Linked DNA regions of Homo sapiens: region 1 is linked to region 2. A link is a loop called in an ENCODE intact Hi-C map of the cell type or tissue named here. Cell type or tissue: mammary epithelial cell. All regions are shown on one strand.

What was found. Hi-C counts contacts between places; a loop is a spot of excess contacts. Peaks named below come from ENCODE experiments on the same cell type or tissue, not always from the same donor. Only the 100,000 strongest peaks of a DNase experiment are listed, where the experiment ranks them.
Region 1: it touches region 2 in a loop (2.2-fold over the local background); 2 of 110 quality-filtered maps call a loop at or near these places.

What each region holds. Positions count from the first base shown.
Region 1 is chr6:106,604,852-106,612,851 of GRCh38, forward strand. All of the region lies in intron 4 of RTN4IP1 (reticulon 4 interacting protein 1), which reads right to left. It also overlaps the pseudogene RNU6-527P. Among named protein-coding and RNA genes, the nearest start is that of RTN4IP1, 21 kb to the right of the region's middle. In mammary epithelial cell, CTCF peaks have their summits at 3,419 and 5,035; a DNase peak (open chromatin) is centred at 3,420.
Region 2 is chr6:106,865,274-106,873,273 of GRCh38, forward strand. No RefSeq gene overlaps it. Among named protein-coding and RNA genes, the nearest start is that of LINC02532, 82 kb to the left of the region's middle. In mammary epithelial cell, no CTCF peak of the experiment used is centred here; DNase peaks (open chromatin) are centred at 4,958, 5,678 and 7,028; H3K4me3 peaks cover 239 bases; H3K27ac peaks cover 3,738 bases.

The DNA of each region.
Region 1 (8,000 bases), 260 kb before region 2:
GCACCTGCACCTTATTACCTGCCCAGGTCTGCTGCCACCAACACTGACAGTGACCCCACCCCTCCAGTAGTAGAGCTGCCACACTGCCATGCATGCAGTGCAGAGACTAGAGGACCAGTTCACCTGGGGCCCACAACTACCACTGCTGGCCCTCATGCACAATGACCACAGTGCTGAGGACTAGTCCACCCAAAGCCTGCCATCCACACCAGCAGCAGGAATGCCATGTAGCTGTATGTGTCACCTAGTGACCTGAGAACCAGACTGCCTGGCACCCCTATGTCCAACAAAAGTGCCCAACAGGCCAAGCGCGGTAGCTCATGCCTGTAATCCCAGCACATTGGGAAGCCGAGGCAGGCAGATCATGAGGGCAAGAGATCGAGAACATCCTGGCCAACATAGTGAAACCCCGTCTCTATTAAAAATACAAAAATTAGCTGGGCACGGTGGCACACTCCTGTAGTCCCAGGAGGCTGAGGCATGAGAATCGTTTGAACCCAAGAGGTGGAGGTTGCAGTGAGCTGAGATGGCACCACTGCACTCCAGCCTGGCAACAGAGCGAGACCCTGTCTCAAAAAAAAAAAAAAAGTGCCTAACAGCCTCCACAAACTACAGCGTAAGCCACTGAGGAATTACTGACACGATTGATAGTGATTACAGCCAAAGAAATCATACAAAGATGCTGGGTGCAGTGGCTCATGCCTGTAATCCCAGCACTTTGGGAGGCCGAGGTGGGCAGATCACGAGGTCAGGAGATCGAGACCATCCTGGCTAACATGGTGAAATCCTGTCTCTACTAAAAAAAATACAAAAAAATTAGCCAGGCATGGTGGCAGGTGCCTGTAGTCCCAGCTACTCGGGAGGCTGAGGCAGGAGAATAGCATGAACCCGGGAGGCAGAGGTTGCAGTGAGCTGAGATCGCGCCACTGCACTCCAGCCTGGGCGACAGAGCAAGACTCTGTCCCAAAAAAAAAAAAAAAAAAAAAAAAAAAAGAAATCATACAGAGACTACACTACTGCGCTCACCCAGGAACAAAGCCAAAGCACTCTACTCAAACAACACAATAGATACATCTACAGGAAAAAGTACTGGAAGTACTAGCCAGAGCAATTAAGCAAGAGAAAGAAATAAAAGGCATCCAAATTGGAAAAGAGGATGTCAAATTGTCCCTCTTTGCAGATGACATGATCTTACATATAGAAAAAACAAAAGACCACCAAAAACCTCTTAGAATTGATAAACAAACTCATTAAAGTAGCACAAAATCAACATACAAAAATCCGTAGCAGCCAGGAGCAGTGGCTCACGCCTGTAATCCCAACACTTCAGGAGGCTGAGGCAGGCAGATCGCTTGAGTCCAGGAGTTCAAGACCAGCCTGGCCAACACAGCAAAACCTATCTCTACTAAATACAAAAATTAGCTGGGCACAGTGGCACACGCTTGTAGTCCTAGCTATTTGGGAGGCTGAGGTGGAAGGATCACTTGAGCCCAGGAAGGCGGAGGTTGCAGTGAGCTAAGATCGTGCCACTGCCCTCCAGCCTGGGTTACAGAGCAACACTCTGTCTCCAAAAAGAAATTTTTTTAAATAAACAAATATAAATAAAAATTTAAAAATCAGTGGCATTTCTATATACCAACAATGAACTAGCTGAAAAAGAAATCAATTTCATTTACAATAGCTACAAAAAAACCACTTAGGAATAAATTTAACCAAGGAGGTGAAAGATTTATATAATGAAAACTAGAAACACTGATAAAAGAAATCAAAGAGGGCTAGGCACGGTGGCTCACACCTCTAATCCCAGCACTTTGGGATGCCAAGTGGGGGAGGATCGCTTGAGCTCAGGAGTTCAAGACCAGCCTATCTCAAAAACATACATATAAATTAAATAAATAAATAGAAAAGAACACAAAAAAATGGACATCCTATGCTCATGGATTGGAAAAATAAATGTTGTTAAAATGAACAAACCACCCAAAGCAATCTACAGACTTAATTCAAGCCTTATCAAAATATCAATGACATTCTTCACAGAAATTTTTTAAATCCTAAAATTTGCATGGAACCACAAAAGACCTTGAATAACCAAAACAATATGCACAAAAATAAAACAGCAGGAGGCATCACCCTACCTGACTTCAAACTATACCACAAAGCTACAGTAACCAAAACAACATGGTACTGGTATAAAAACAGATACATAGACCAATGGAACAGAATAAAGAACCCAGAAATAAATCAACCTATTTATAGCCAACTGATTTATGACAAAGGCAACAAGAATTGATGTTGGTGAGAGGATAATTTCTTCAATAAATGGTGCTGGGAAAATTGGATATCCATATGCAGAAAAATGGAAACTAGATGCCCATCTCTCACCATATATAAAAACCAACTCAAAATGAATTAAAGACTTAAACATAAGACCCAAAAAAAAACTATTAGAAGAAAGCATATGGGAATACGGGCAAAAATGATATAGGTAAGACTTCAAAAGCACAGGCAGCAAAAACATTAATAAATAGGACTATATCAAACTAAAAAACTCTGTACAGCAAATGAAACAACCAATGAAGAGACAACCTGTAGAATGGGAGAAAGTATATTCAAACTCTACAACCAACAAGGGACTACTACCCAGAATATATAAGGAACTCAAAAAACTCAACAACAACAAAAAAACTAGTAATCCAATTAAAAACGTGCAAAGGATCTGAACAGACATTTCTCAAAAAGAGAAAAATGATCAAGCATAGGCAAAATATGCTGTACATCACTAATAATCAGGGAAATGCAAATTCAAACCACAATGAGATCTCTCACCCTAGTTAGAATGGTTATTACCAAAAAGACAAAAAACAGGGCTTACTTAGGCAGCACATATACTAAAATTGGAATGACACAAAGATTAGCATGGTCCCTGAGCAAGAATGACATGCAAATTTGTGAAGTGTTCCATATAGAAAAAAGACAAAAAAAAATAAATATTGGAAAAGATGCAGAGAAAAGGGGACTCTTATACACCTTTGGTGGGAATATAAGTTAGTATAGCCAATATGGAAAACGGTATGAAGTTTTCCCTAAAAGTAAAACTATCGTAAGATCCAGCAATCCTACTACTGAGTATTTATCCAGAGGAAGGAGAATCAGTCATATCAAAGAGATATCTGCACTCCCATGTTTAATACAACACTATTTGCAATAGCCAAGATATGGAATCAACTTAAATGTCCATTAACAGATAAACAGGTAAAGAAAATGTGGTATGTATACACAAGGTAATACTATTCAGCCATAAAAAAGAAAGAATGATATTCTGTCATTTGTGGCAACAGGGATGAGCCTGGAGGACATTATGTTAAGTGAAATAAGTCAGGCACAAGAAGATAAATACCACGTTTTCACTCAAGGGGGAGCTAGACAAGGTTGAAGTCACAGAAGCAGTGAGTAGAACTGTGGTTTATCAGTCGCCAGGAAGGGTAGCAGGGAGGGAAGAACAGGGTGAGGTTGGTTAACAAATACAAAATTACAGCTAGATAGGAAGAATAAGTTCTAGTACTCTATAGCACTACAAGGTGAATATAGTTAATAATAATTTATTGTATACTTTCAAAAAACTAAAAGAGAGGATTTTTAATGTTCCCAACACAAAGAAATAATCAATGTTTGACTTGAAGGATATGCTGATTGTTCTGATTTGATCATTACACATGGTATCCATGTATTGAAATATCACACTATGCCCCATAAATGTGTACATTACATATCAACTAACATTAAAAGGAAATAAATAATGTGTATAACTTTTCTCCTATTAATCTATTATCAGTTGATTTCAGCAGACTCAGTTATAGAACCTTCAGAGGGCAGAGGTAAAGTACCTTTTGCCCTGACAATTCAAACATAGCTTTAGTCTTCCTAAATGAGGGAAAAAAGTATGAAAAGTGCTTCAAAAATACATTCAAAAATTAATTCCCCCATGAAATATTTCACCCTCTTACTTTTGTCCATTCTTATAGAAGTGTTGCTAGTCAAATTCTCATTTAAGTTCCTCACAATATATTACCTGCACTCTCCAACTTTTCCTCTCACTATTTCCTGAATGGAACTCTTCCTCTGAGACTCTGTTCCCCTAATTCTTCCCCCTACATTGCACACACACTGGTCCATTCCTCCAGGCTCTAGAATGCTATAATTACCTGCTGAGGTCTCCTTTCCCTTGAAGGACCAAGTCCCAGTTTTCCTCTACAATACCCTTAACATAGCCTGGAACCTGTTATCTATGCCACACATCCTACTTCCCAACTTATTCTGCAAGCTCTTAAGGTCAGAGACTTCATATTATGCCCTGCATTGGCCACAGTGCCCTGGATGTAGCAGATGCCTGATCAAAGTTTCTTGACTTTCAAAATCATCCATGGCCAGACATGGTGGCTTACGCCTGTAATCCGGCACTTTGGGAGGCTGAGGCGGGAGGATTGCTTGAGCCCAGGAGTTGAAGATCAGCCTGGGCAACATCATGAGATCACATCTCTACGAAAAATAAAAAATAAATTATCTAGGTATGGTGGTGCTGAGGTGGAAGGATGGCTTGAGCCCAGGAGTTTGAGGCTGCAGTGAGCAATGATTGTGCCACTGTACTCTAGCCTGGGTGACAGAGTGAGACCTTGTCTCTAAAAAAAGAAATCATCCAATCACCATTATGTCCTACAATCAAGGCAACAACTGCTACTACCTCAAGTGAGGGGATCGCCTGGCTACTTGAAAGACTGCATTCAAGTTTCTTCCAGTAAAGAAAAGCTTGAAAATAATTTCTAATTCTCTCTCTGTGAATGCTGGATACTAAATATAATGGCTACTTCAGGATCCAACTGCCAAATACATCTCCGACCTCATTATTGTCAGTTCATCTCTTCCCTATAACTCTTGATCCAAAGCAACTTCATTCCCTCAAATAAAAAAGCAAAACTGTGTTTCACAGCAGGGCTTAGCAAGAGTGGTTCTGCAATAGCAGCTTCAATTCTTTGTGTTGCCACCTGATGGCGACCCCAAGTGCAAAAGCAGCAAGGAGCAGGTCCAATGAATGAAGCGCTGTTAGCTTGTAAAGGAGCCCTGAGGACACATCGTTTTCTGGTCCTGTAAACTCCACATTTTGTGCAGGTTTCAACCATATCTTTCTTCAAAGTCCCCAAAAAGAGAGTAGGCAAAATAAATTTTTTTTTTTTGAGACGGAGTCTCACTCCGTCGCCCAGGCTGGAGTGCAATGGTGCTATCTCAGCTCACTGCAACCTCCGCCTCCCGTGTTCAAGGGATTCTCCTGACTCAGCCTCCTGAGTAGCTGGGACTACAGGCGCCCACCACCACACCTGGCTAATTTTTTTGTATATTTAGTAGAGATGGGGTTTCACCATGTTGGCCAGGCTGGTCTCGAACTCCTGACCTCAGGCAATCCGCCCACCTCAGCCTCCCAAAGTGCTGGGATTACAGGTGTGAGCCACCGCACCCGGCGGCAAAATAAATTTTCAAGCCAACAATAAGCCGGTCGGTCTTCTAAAGTCTGAAGTCTTGTGGCTCAACTAATTATTCTTGTTGTATTCTTCACAGCACGTTCAATGCAAAGGGAAGCAACTGCTGTTGCTGACCTCCCAATGGCCCTTCACTTAAGTCCTACACAGTGGGAATACTTTTTACCTAGCTTGCTGTAATGGCCACACTATATATTCGAATCTCACTGAAGTAGAAGCCTATTTGTGATAGTGAAGAAACGTGTGCTGTATTTGTTGGTTTATATAAAGTGTGTACAGAAATACTCTACTTGAAAAAAGCACTGTTATTCAAAATCGCCAAGGTTTTTAATTGCATGCCTCTATTACTTCTTAAGTACACATATAGAGCTTCTTTGGAAGTCAGAAGGGATTGTACTAGTGACAGATATTTTTTAAATATGGAGAAAATATGAATCAGTATTACATTACTTAGGCATTCTTAAACCCTAAAATCTAACTTGCTCTGTCCTTTTTGCCTAATCTCTGAATTCTCCCTAAACATACATTAAGGCACTGAAGCAATGTTGGCTTCTTTTCCATGACTGAGTCACTTTTTATTTGGCATTTGGGCACCTAAGCCCTCTACAATCACAGTTTTCAGTATTGTAATCTTATGAGGTAGGGCGCCAACCCCCTTAGCTGCCTTACAAAAAAAAAAACAAAAACACGAAACATGCTACAAAACAGCAAGACATCCAGAAGTAGAAAATCATCTTCAAGTTTCTATATTCTGACTTGATCCCAAAAATCTCTGAATGCCAGGGCTGGGTATCTAGAGTCACGGGTTCAGGTTTCAACTCTCTCTCTAATGGAATCCCTGGCCCTCAGATCTGTCACCTACAAAATGATGATGACAGAAGTGTACTCTGGGAGTCAATGAAAAAGAACAGGTGCTTTCCATCTAATTTAAGCTTATATTTTGTTTCTCCACCTTTGAAACAGACATATATGGCCTTCAAAATTGCCCCAGATTTATAGTGAAAAAAGCCACATTATAAGATTAGAGTGTCATCTATTAAATCCTAATGACTTATGAACAAAGATGATTTAAATATGGTGAAATCGACCATCAGTAGAAACAAATGGTTTTAAGAAATAAGGATTATGCTGAAAATGTATCTCATCTTTCACCTCCACAAACTACTTTTTTTCTCAGCCTTGTGGAGGTTCTGAAACACACATGACTTTTAAATCACGGGGAAAACAGATAAAAGATAGCAAAGTGTCTTAGCATAATACGCCAGGTTTATTGTCTTAAAGTGAGTGAGAAACTTAATCTGAATAAGTGGAAAAATATAGCTACAAAACAAATCAATCAAAGGAGACCAAGATAGCCTAGATTTATGTGTCCTCTTCTTCTAAGCCTCTGTAATGCATGTTGACATCCCCCAATTTACAGAAGAGTTTGTGTGTGAATTAAATGTTTAGAAAGTTAAACACATTTTCCCAAGAAAACAAAGCTATTTATATATCTTGGTAAGGTGGCCAGGGTAAGCCATTTATGAAGACTTAGTTAACCCATAATCGACGAAGAACTTTATACACAGGATAACAATGGCTTTGTTATCCGAAGTGTATTCAGAATTTCAACCAGGGGTACTGGGAATGTATCCCCCCAAATGGGATAGGCAGTGGGAACCATCCCAAATCACTGGTTCCTTCAATCTTATACAGAAGCAGATAGAGGGAAAAATGCTTGTGATGGGCAGGGCATGGTGGCTCACGCCTGTAATCCCAGGACTTTGGGAGGCCAAGGCAGGTGGATCACCTGAGGTCAGGTGTTCGAGACCAGCCTGGCCAACATGGTGAAACCCCATCTCTACTAAAAATATAAAAATTAGCCAGGCATGGTGGCGGGCACCTATAATCCCAGCTACTCGGGAGGCTGATGCAGGAGAATCGTTTGAACCTGGGAGGTGGAGGTTGCAGTGAACCGAGATTACACCACTGCACACCAACCTGGGCGACAGAGCAAGACTCCGTCAAAAAAAAAAAAAAAAAAAAAAAAAAAAGCTTGTGATGGGTGACAATAGGGCATAAGACAGAGAGAAGTAGTGAGGTCAGAGGATTTACCATGGAGCCAATGAAGCCGAAGCCCTTCACTTACACAAGGCCCAGAGAGGAACCCTAGCAATATTTTGCATAGACATGTTAGATACGAGTTCTAAATTTCTTTTCAAATAATTAATATGTCAGTATGTTCAATTCTTTGCCTTCTACTTTTAAACTTCCTCATAAAGCAACCTTTTACAATTACCTGCTCCACCCTGACTCATTCCAATCACCTGCTCTACCCTAACTCATTCCATCACCTGCTCCACCATAACTCATTCCGATTACCTGCTACCTGCTCTGCCCTGACTCCCGCCAAAGCACTCACCCCATCATTCTCTTTAAATTAGCCAATCAGAATTAGTTTAGTCTGTGTGGGCTAACCCTAGCCAATAGGGG
Region 2 (8,000 bases):
AAATCAGTTGTCCAGAAGACAGTTGGATATCAGTTTCTGGAGGTCAAGGGACAAGTGTGGGTTGGAAATGTTCATAACCTCTCAATATCTTAACTACCCTTTTCTGAACACTCTCCATGTTCTTAGCCTCTAAAAATAAGGTGCTCAGAACTGGACATACAGCACCTCAGGTGTGGTCAGACCAGCCCAGAGTACACACAGATAGGAAGAAAGGTAGTTCTCTCAAATGGCGAAAAAGTCAGGACACTAGTCAGGACTACACTGGGGGCTGGGCATATGAAGAAAGTAATACACAGTTGCTGCCCTGTGGGAGTTTATTGCCAGTCAATTAATTGTTACTGGGGTGAGTATAAAGCTCTATCCACAACAAAAGAGTAAAATGTTCTTTGTTTTTTGAGGTCTTAATTTAATTTTTAGTAGGGATGCCCCCATTCCTATGATGAGGCAGAAACTTAATTTTAGTCATTTTGGGTTCCCCTTGCCCTTTCTGAGGGATTGTGTCTAGGTTCCAGGGTATTTCCAGAGGCATTGAGAAGGAGGTCTCGGAACCTCACTGTCATCTGTGCATGCTTGCTTCTACTGAGAGGGCCATCAGCCCTGGTCCTCATTTATAGGCTGGTTCTGGCACCTGCTGAGCCATCCTTCTATTCCTCAGCTTCCACAGGGCTTTTCAGATCTAGGATCCTTTCTTCTTCCCCTCTCCTGTAGGGAACAAGGGAAAAACTTCCCCTTTGCCCTCTGAAATTTTGCTGAAAAATCAACTTACAAAAGGTAGATTTGATCGGGCAGGGTGGCTCACACCTGTAATTCCAGCACTTTGGGAGGCTGAGGCAGGCAGATAACTTGAGCCCAGGAGTTGGAGATCAGCCTGGGAGAAACCCCATCTCTACAAAAAATTAGCCAGGTGTGGTTGCACACACCCATAGTCCCAGCTATGCAGGAGGCTGAGGTGGGAGGATGGCTTGAGCCTGGAGGTCAAGGCTGCAGTGAGCTGTGATTGTGCCACTGCACTCTAGCCTGGGTCACGGAGCAAGACCCTGTTGACAGTGGCAGGAGGCAGACAAATTCCTAAGCAGACAGGGACAGGTCTCTGGTGAAACCTAATCTTCAAGCCAAAGACAGCCTGAAGCTGAAAACGAAGTTGCCAGTTCTGGGTAGAGTCCGCAACCAGAGTGACAACTTCCTTGATGCCTTTTAGCCAATGGAATGGTGCTTTTTCCAGGGGCTGCCCATGGACCAGTCAGCACTCACACCCCCGTTCTGACCCCATAAAAACCCTGGACTCAGCTTCACTGATGGCTACACACTTTGGGGCCCCCTCTCACACTGAGGGCTACCCACTTTGGGTCCCCTCTTGTGTCAAGAGCTTTTCTGTCATTCAGTAAAACCATTCTCTGCCTTTCTCACTCTCCAGTGTCCATGAATCTCATTCCTCTTGATCATGGGACAAGAACCTGGAACCTGCCAAATAGTGGGTGCAAAAAGAGATGTAACACTGTAACCCTCCCTCCCACTTGCCGAACAATGGTGAAGAAAAAGCTGCTGGGTGCCACATGTCCCCACTTACTGAGCTGCAGGTGGCGGGACCAAATGAGAGCTGTAACACTTCCAGGGGCTCAGACCTTGGGAATCCCTGAGCAAAAGCTGTAACACCACTTGGGGCTCCACGGTTGCTGGCATTTCCGAGCTTTGGGGTGCCACCATGTCCCCCTCATCCAGACACCAGTGCCCAAGGTAGAAGCTGGTCACGGCATGCCCGGACCAGTTGTGGGCTGAGCGCAGAGCTGTGGCAGGTGCGGGATCCAGGCGGGTAGTGCTAGCTGAGCGCAGCCCTCCAGGCTGAGGGGGCGGAACAACCCCAGCAGGCCCTAGTGAAGCCCGGGCAGAGGCACCACCAGCTGCAGAGATTTCTGGCTGGCAAAGTGGCACCGAAAGGATCCTGTGTCACTGTCTCAAAGAAAAAAAAAGAAGAAGAAGGCAGATTAATTGGAGAACAGGCATACAGATTTATTAACGTGCACATGGGGAGAACCACAGAGTGGTTATCCACCACTCAATGAGGGTCAGAAGCTTATAGCCATCTTGAAGTTACAGAAAGAATGGGGCCTTGGATCCTGACAAAACAGGTTATGGGAGGTGGGAGAAGAGGAATTCTGTTGAGAGGCAGTAAAGGATTAATGGATCAGGGGCACAAGTTAACATGTAAATAGTTCTCTTTGGAATTCGAGTGGAGCCTAAGGGACAGACACTATCCTGTAAAAGCGTCTGTTTAGGTGTGGTTACCTTCTTGGTGTTACAGGAAGGAGGAGAAAAACACAATTTGTTTTTCGTTTTTTGTTTCTTTTTTTGGTGGGTACAGACTTTAGACTGATAAAGGAACTTTAGCCTCGCTTTGAGGGAGTCGGTGAGGGTTGAGGGGGGTGGCTTAGAGAGACTTTGAGGATTCTTCATCAGTTCAGTATGTCAAAGTAAACATACTTATTTTGAAATATCAGTTTGAGAACATATTTTGGGATATTGGTTTCTGAGTCCCAACATCCCTCATCTGTCTGTCTTCTATGCCTCTTTTAAGTGGTGATGGAAATGCTAGGAGACCAACTGAGGCCTTGTCGAGCTCAACACATCACAAAACCATTTCTCTCATAGGTCCTCCAAAGAAGGCTGAGCCCAGAGAGGGGCAGGGTGCAAGATGGCTCTTTATCTGAGACCCACATTGTTTATTCACTCAATTCCTCTCCAAAACAGGTCCCAAAAGTAAAAGAAATACTGGAAAATAAAACATTTCTTACTATTTCCAAGTGGTTCAGGCCATCTCTGCCCTTGAAGCCAGGTGGACCCACCTGTGAGGCTTGACTCCAGCAATGTTTTGATTCCCATGTTTTTTTTAACTCAAACTCCTCTCTCCATTGCCAGACTCCTGTTCTGTGATTTTTTTTTTATTCTGATTATTCCCAACACGTGGAACTTGGTGCTCCAACTTAGTTGGCTTCTCTACCTTCAGTATCTCCTAGTGTTTCAGGCAGGAGAGTGAAGTAATCAAAACCAGAGGCTGGGTGTGGTGGTGCATGCCTGTAATTCCGACATTTTGGGAGGCCAAGGCAGAAGGATTGCTTCAGCCCAGGATTTTGAGACCAGCCTGGGCAACATAGTGAGACCCTATCTGTACAAAACAAATTTTTTTAATTAGCCAGGCATGGTGGTGTGTGCCTGCAGTCCCAGCTACTTAGTAGGGTGAGGTAGGAGGATCACTTAGGCCCAGGAGTTTGAGGATGCAGTGAGCTATGATCATGCCACTGCACTCCAGCCTGGGTGAAAAGAAAGGAAATAAAAGAGGCAGGTAGGAAGGTCTGAGAATGCTTGCCATAGTTTTGCAAGATGTGATAAAGACTTATTCTTAGATAGGCCCAGTGAGGGTTCAATGTTCTTCCCTCCAGGAATACCAAGGCCACTCCAAGAAGTTGGGTGGAAGATATAGTGCCTCAATTAAGGCTGATGATCAGAGGAATCAAAAAAGCAGGAAGGAGCTCAAGGGGATTCTGAAAGTAGTATGTAGATGTTCCTGGTGGCTTTTAGTGAGATCCTCAAGCAGACCTGGCAGGTGCATCAATTACATTGGAACGGTTGGCATGGGGGCAGTTATGGGAATAGAAACAAGGGATAGGGGATAGACTTATCTACAGAATCTGGTAAGCAGTTGATATAGGGAGCAAAAAATCTGATAAATTCAAATTTCATATTGTAGGGAAGGAAAAGGACTTTCCTCTACCCTCTTATATTAAATGAGTGGGACCTATAAATTAAACTGAGAAAAGACAAATTAACAAGAAAAATGGCTTACGTGTGTGTGTGTGTGTGTGTGTGTGTGTGTGTGTGTGTGTGTGTGTGTTTCTTTTTTAAGAGACAGGGTCTCACTATGTTGCCCAGGCTGGTCTCAAACTCCTCAGTCCTCCCACCTCACCCTCCCCAGTAGCTAAGATTATAGGTACGTGCCACCATACCTAGCTACAAATTGTATTTGATGTAAATAGTGTAATTTTATTAGGTGCGCAAAGGTCTTCATGGAGAAAAAGAAAAGATCAAAAGAGGCAGTTAGACCAGGGGTTTATATACCACTTTAACAAAGTGTGATAAAGTTGTGAAGAAGTGACAAGACGAAGGAAAGGGGGTTTGGGCTTCTAGAGGTGATGAATTGCTGAAAGGTAAATATATGAGGGAAACTAATGACAGCTGGGGCTTTATTTTAGTAAGGTTTGTTTGTGCGGTCCCATCTTAGTGCCAATTTTTCTGTCTGCAGTGATAGGGTTGTTCTTCTCTGATACGGGAAAGGGGAGGGGGAACACCTTCACATAGGGAAATTTATGTCCTGCTTTTAGACAGAGAGGGGGAAGGCAAAAAGCTCTTCCTACGTTGGCTGCTTCTTAGTTGCCTCCAGCGCAAAACACTCCTTATGACAAATTGGCATAAGGGTGAGGTAGTATATTCAGAACTCCTTCAATATTCAAGTCTGGGGTAGTAAGGGGAATAGGAGGGGAATATCCAAGTTTCTGACTTGAAGCTAGGTAGGAAGTGGTGGGACTCACTAATGTAGAAAGAAAGGAAGTTGGTAGCAACAAGAAGTGGATGCGTTCAGAATAGGTGAAATAGAGAGTCAGAAACAAGAGCTGAAAGACTGTGCTTAGAGAGCATGATGCTGGAAGTGCATGAGCTGAAGCAGTCCTGAGTAATAGCAAGGTCCAGGATGTGGCCATGATATCCAAGAAGTTGAAACTGCTTGGAAATGAGCAGGTCTAGGGCCTGAGAGCTGAAAATGTTTGGATGAACACAGAAGCTGCTCAATATGTGGCCTCCTGGCATTACAGCTTTGCCTCCCCATAACTACACACAGTAAATGAGCCATCTCTCTCAGCTTTGGCCTTATGAACAATCTATGAACATTCCTTTCACATTACTTTTCAAGCTGCTGATAGAAATACTAAACAGGCCTGAGGCAGATACTTACCTTGAGTATGCTTGGAGAATTCCAAATATGCCTTGATGGTTTTGAAGTATTTTGTTTTATATGGTTAGGGAGCATTGTCAAGATAATGTTCAATGTAGCCGGGCATGGTGGCACATGCCTGTAGTCCCAACTACTCAGGAAGCTGAGGTGGAAGAATGGTTGAGCCCAGGAGTTTGAGGTTACAATGAACTATGATCACACCACTGCACTCTAGCCTGGGTGACAGAGCCAGACTCTGTCTCTAAAAAATAAAAATACAGAAGATAATGTTCTATGTATTCAGGGGACTAATCCCTCACTTCCAGTTATTTCCCACAACAGGTTGATTGTAAGGCATGGCACATGGAGAAGGGTGAGGTATTTATCTTGTGGTTTATTTCCTGGATTTTATAATTTATAGGTAAGTTATATCACCCCAAATTTACTGAGCCCAGGTCCCACTAATAACAAAAAGCTCTATATCTCCCATTAAGATATATGCAACATGCAAAAAGGCTCTTGGGCTTTTTAGCCATTATGTTTTCTGTTGCACTTGGACCTAAAACCTCAACTTCCATATTCAAGCCTGGGATGATCAAGGGGGTGGAGGGGAGTGCAGGGAGGTAGAATGAAGGGGTGCTACTGTCGGTAGACAGACTGAGATGGCAAGGAGCCTAGACAAATGAAGATAAATTGAGTCAGAAGATCTGGATTCTTGCCCAGGTCTGGCCCTTCTTAGCTCTGTGAATTGGGCAGGTCACTGAACATTGTCTACTAAGTAGGAGTTGTATTAGTTTACCATGCCTAGTTCAATAGGTTATCGTGGGTACAAAGGTGGAACAATGGATGGGAAGGTGCTTTGTAATTACTCATTCATTAGAGATGAGGGAAGAAACTGTTGGCACTTTTTATGAGGGAAGAATCTGTTGGGCCTGCATTTCCAACCATCTGCAAGACTTTGCTACATATTAACTCTGCCTATCACTATGCATAATCCTTCCCATTGGCAAGATCCTTTGAAAACCGAGGGCTGTCAGCAGAGCCACTTGATTCTGGTTATTGAGAAAAGCTTTTCCTGCCAGTTCAACCTAAGCCTGGGCCTTCCCTAGGCCCATTTTAGCACCAGGTGGCAGAAAAAAGAAAATCTGAATGTAAAACATCTTAAAGAGTCATTTTACATTTCCTGGAAGTCTCAGGGCAGGGGGCTGTAGCCCAGAAAGAGGAATTACACTCCTATAACACACAGAGAAACACTCTCAAATCCTAGCTGGAAAATCTTCTCCCCTAGGCCTGTCATGAAGACAGCTGCTTCCCTAAGTCCCTCTCATCTTCTCCCATACTCTTGCCTTCTCCACCTCTGCTCTCACTTCTTACTGAACTTTTTCATCCTAATTTGGATAATTTTCTGATGTTTTTCTCCATCCACAACCCAAGCAGCCCAGTGCAGCCCAACAGCTGAGCTTTGTTTGTGTATTAGAAGAAACTTATGGGCCAGGCTCAGTGGATAGAGCTTGTAATCACAGCACTTTGGGAGGCCAAGGCGGGCAGATCTCTTGAGGCCAGGAGTTCAAGACCAGCCTGGCCAACATGAAACTCCGTCTCTACTAAAAATACAAAAATTAGCCGAGCGTGGTGGCACATGCCTGTAATCCCAGCTACTCAGGAGGCTGAGGCAGGAGAATCGCTTGAACCCGGAAGGCAGAGGGAGGGAGCCGGCATTGTGCCACCGCAGTCCAGCCTCGGCAACTAAGGGAGACTCTGTCTCAAAAAAAAAAAAAAAAAAAAAAAAGGAGTATGAATACTTACTTTTTTTCCAGCTGCCTCTGCCCTGGACACACTTTTCCAGCTGTCTCTGCCCTGAAGCTGTGTATATGCCGGTGCATGGCCTGAGAAGAGATAAAGATCTCTCCTTTAGATCCTGGGAAGTGCATGCCAACACCGGAGAGCTGCCTGCTCTCAGGAGCTGGAGGCCCTTGGGTAGGCTGTAGGCCCCACACTGTGGCCCACTCCCTTCCTTCTCTTCTCCTAATAACCACTGCTGAACAAGTTTGAGTCCCCAGGCAGGTACGTGGCTCATAAATTGTTCAGCAAAGGGTGGCTGTTAAGATGACTAATAGTGTGCCATGAGCTGTAGGGGTATTCAAGGGAAATATGACCCAACTCTGCCTTGGAGAAGTTTAAAATCTATCAGTGTAGGTGGGTAGTGTTTCTTACATTCTAGTACTGACAGAACCTTAAATCTGGTTGAAACAAAGGTCCAGTCCTCTGCCTTTCAGCAGGAAAAAGTCTTTAATTTACATATAAAGCCTTTGAGTCTTGGGCAAGTTAAGTAATTTTTCTCAAGATCACACATTTGTCTGGGACAAGAACTACATCCTCTCTTAGCCTTCTGGCTCTCCATAAGAGACAACATTCACATGTTTTCTGTTCTTCAAAAAGTAGCAGTTGCCTTCTAAACTTATCCGGTACAAAGTTGTGAAAATTGATCTGTCTATTGTTTTGACTGCCCTTGCAATATTTGGGTCATCTCAAACTGAGGCTACCTAAAATCCCAGAGCTGTGTCTCCAAGCCAGTGATAAGCCAGATGGCAGAGGATGAAATGTTATTAGACTCCATTTATCCAGAAGAGGATAGCTATACCATTAAGAAGGAGGAGAATAAATTAGTAAGCAATGTAACTGCAACATGGCAGCAGAGGAAAGATTTTGAATGTATTAACAGCATTTTCTTTAAAAAAAAAAAAAAATGGCACTGTGAAAAGGGGAAGAAGCAGGAAATGGCCTTAAAAAATATGAGTACAAAGACATATTGATTAAGAGATATGGGTAGTTCCATCAAATAAATATAAAAGAAAAGCCAGGTCAGGTTAAGACTCTGCCACTTCAAGGAATTAGTGAAGATGAACATAACCTATCCTTCCTTTTGGTCTCTCTGGATCTCAGGCAGGCACTCTCTCTCCCATCTCTCTCTCTCTCATACACACGCACACACACACACATACACACGTGCACACAGACGAGT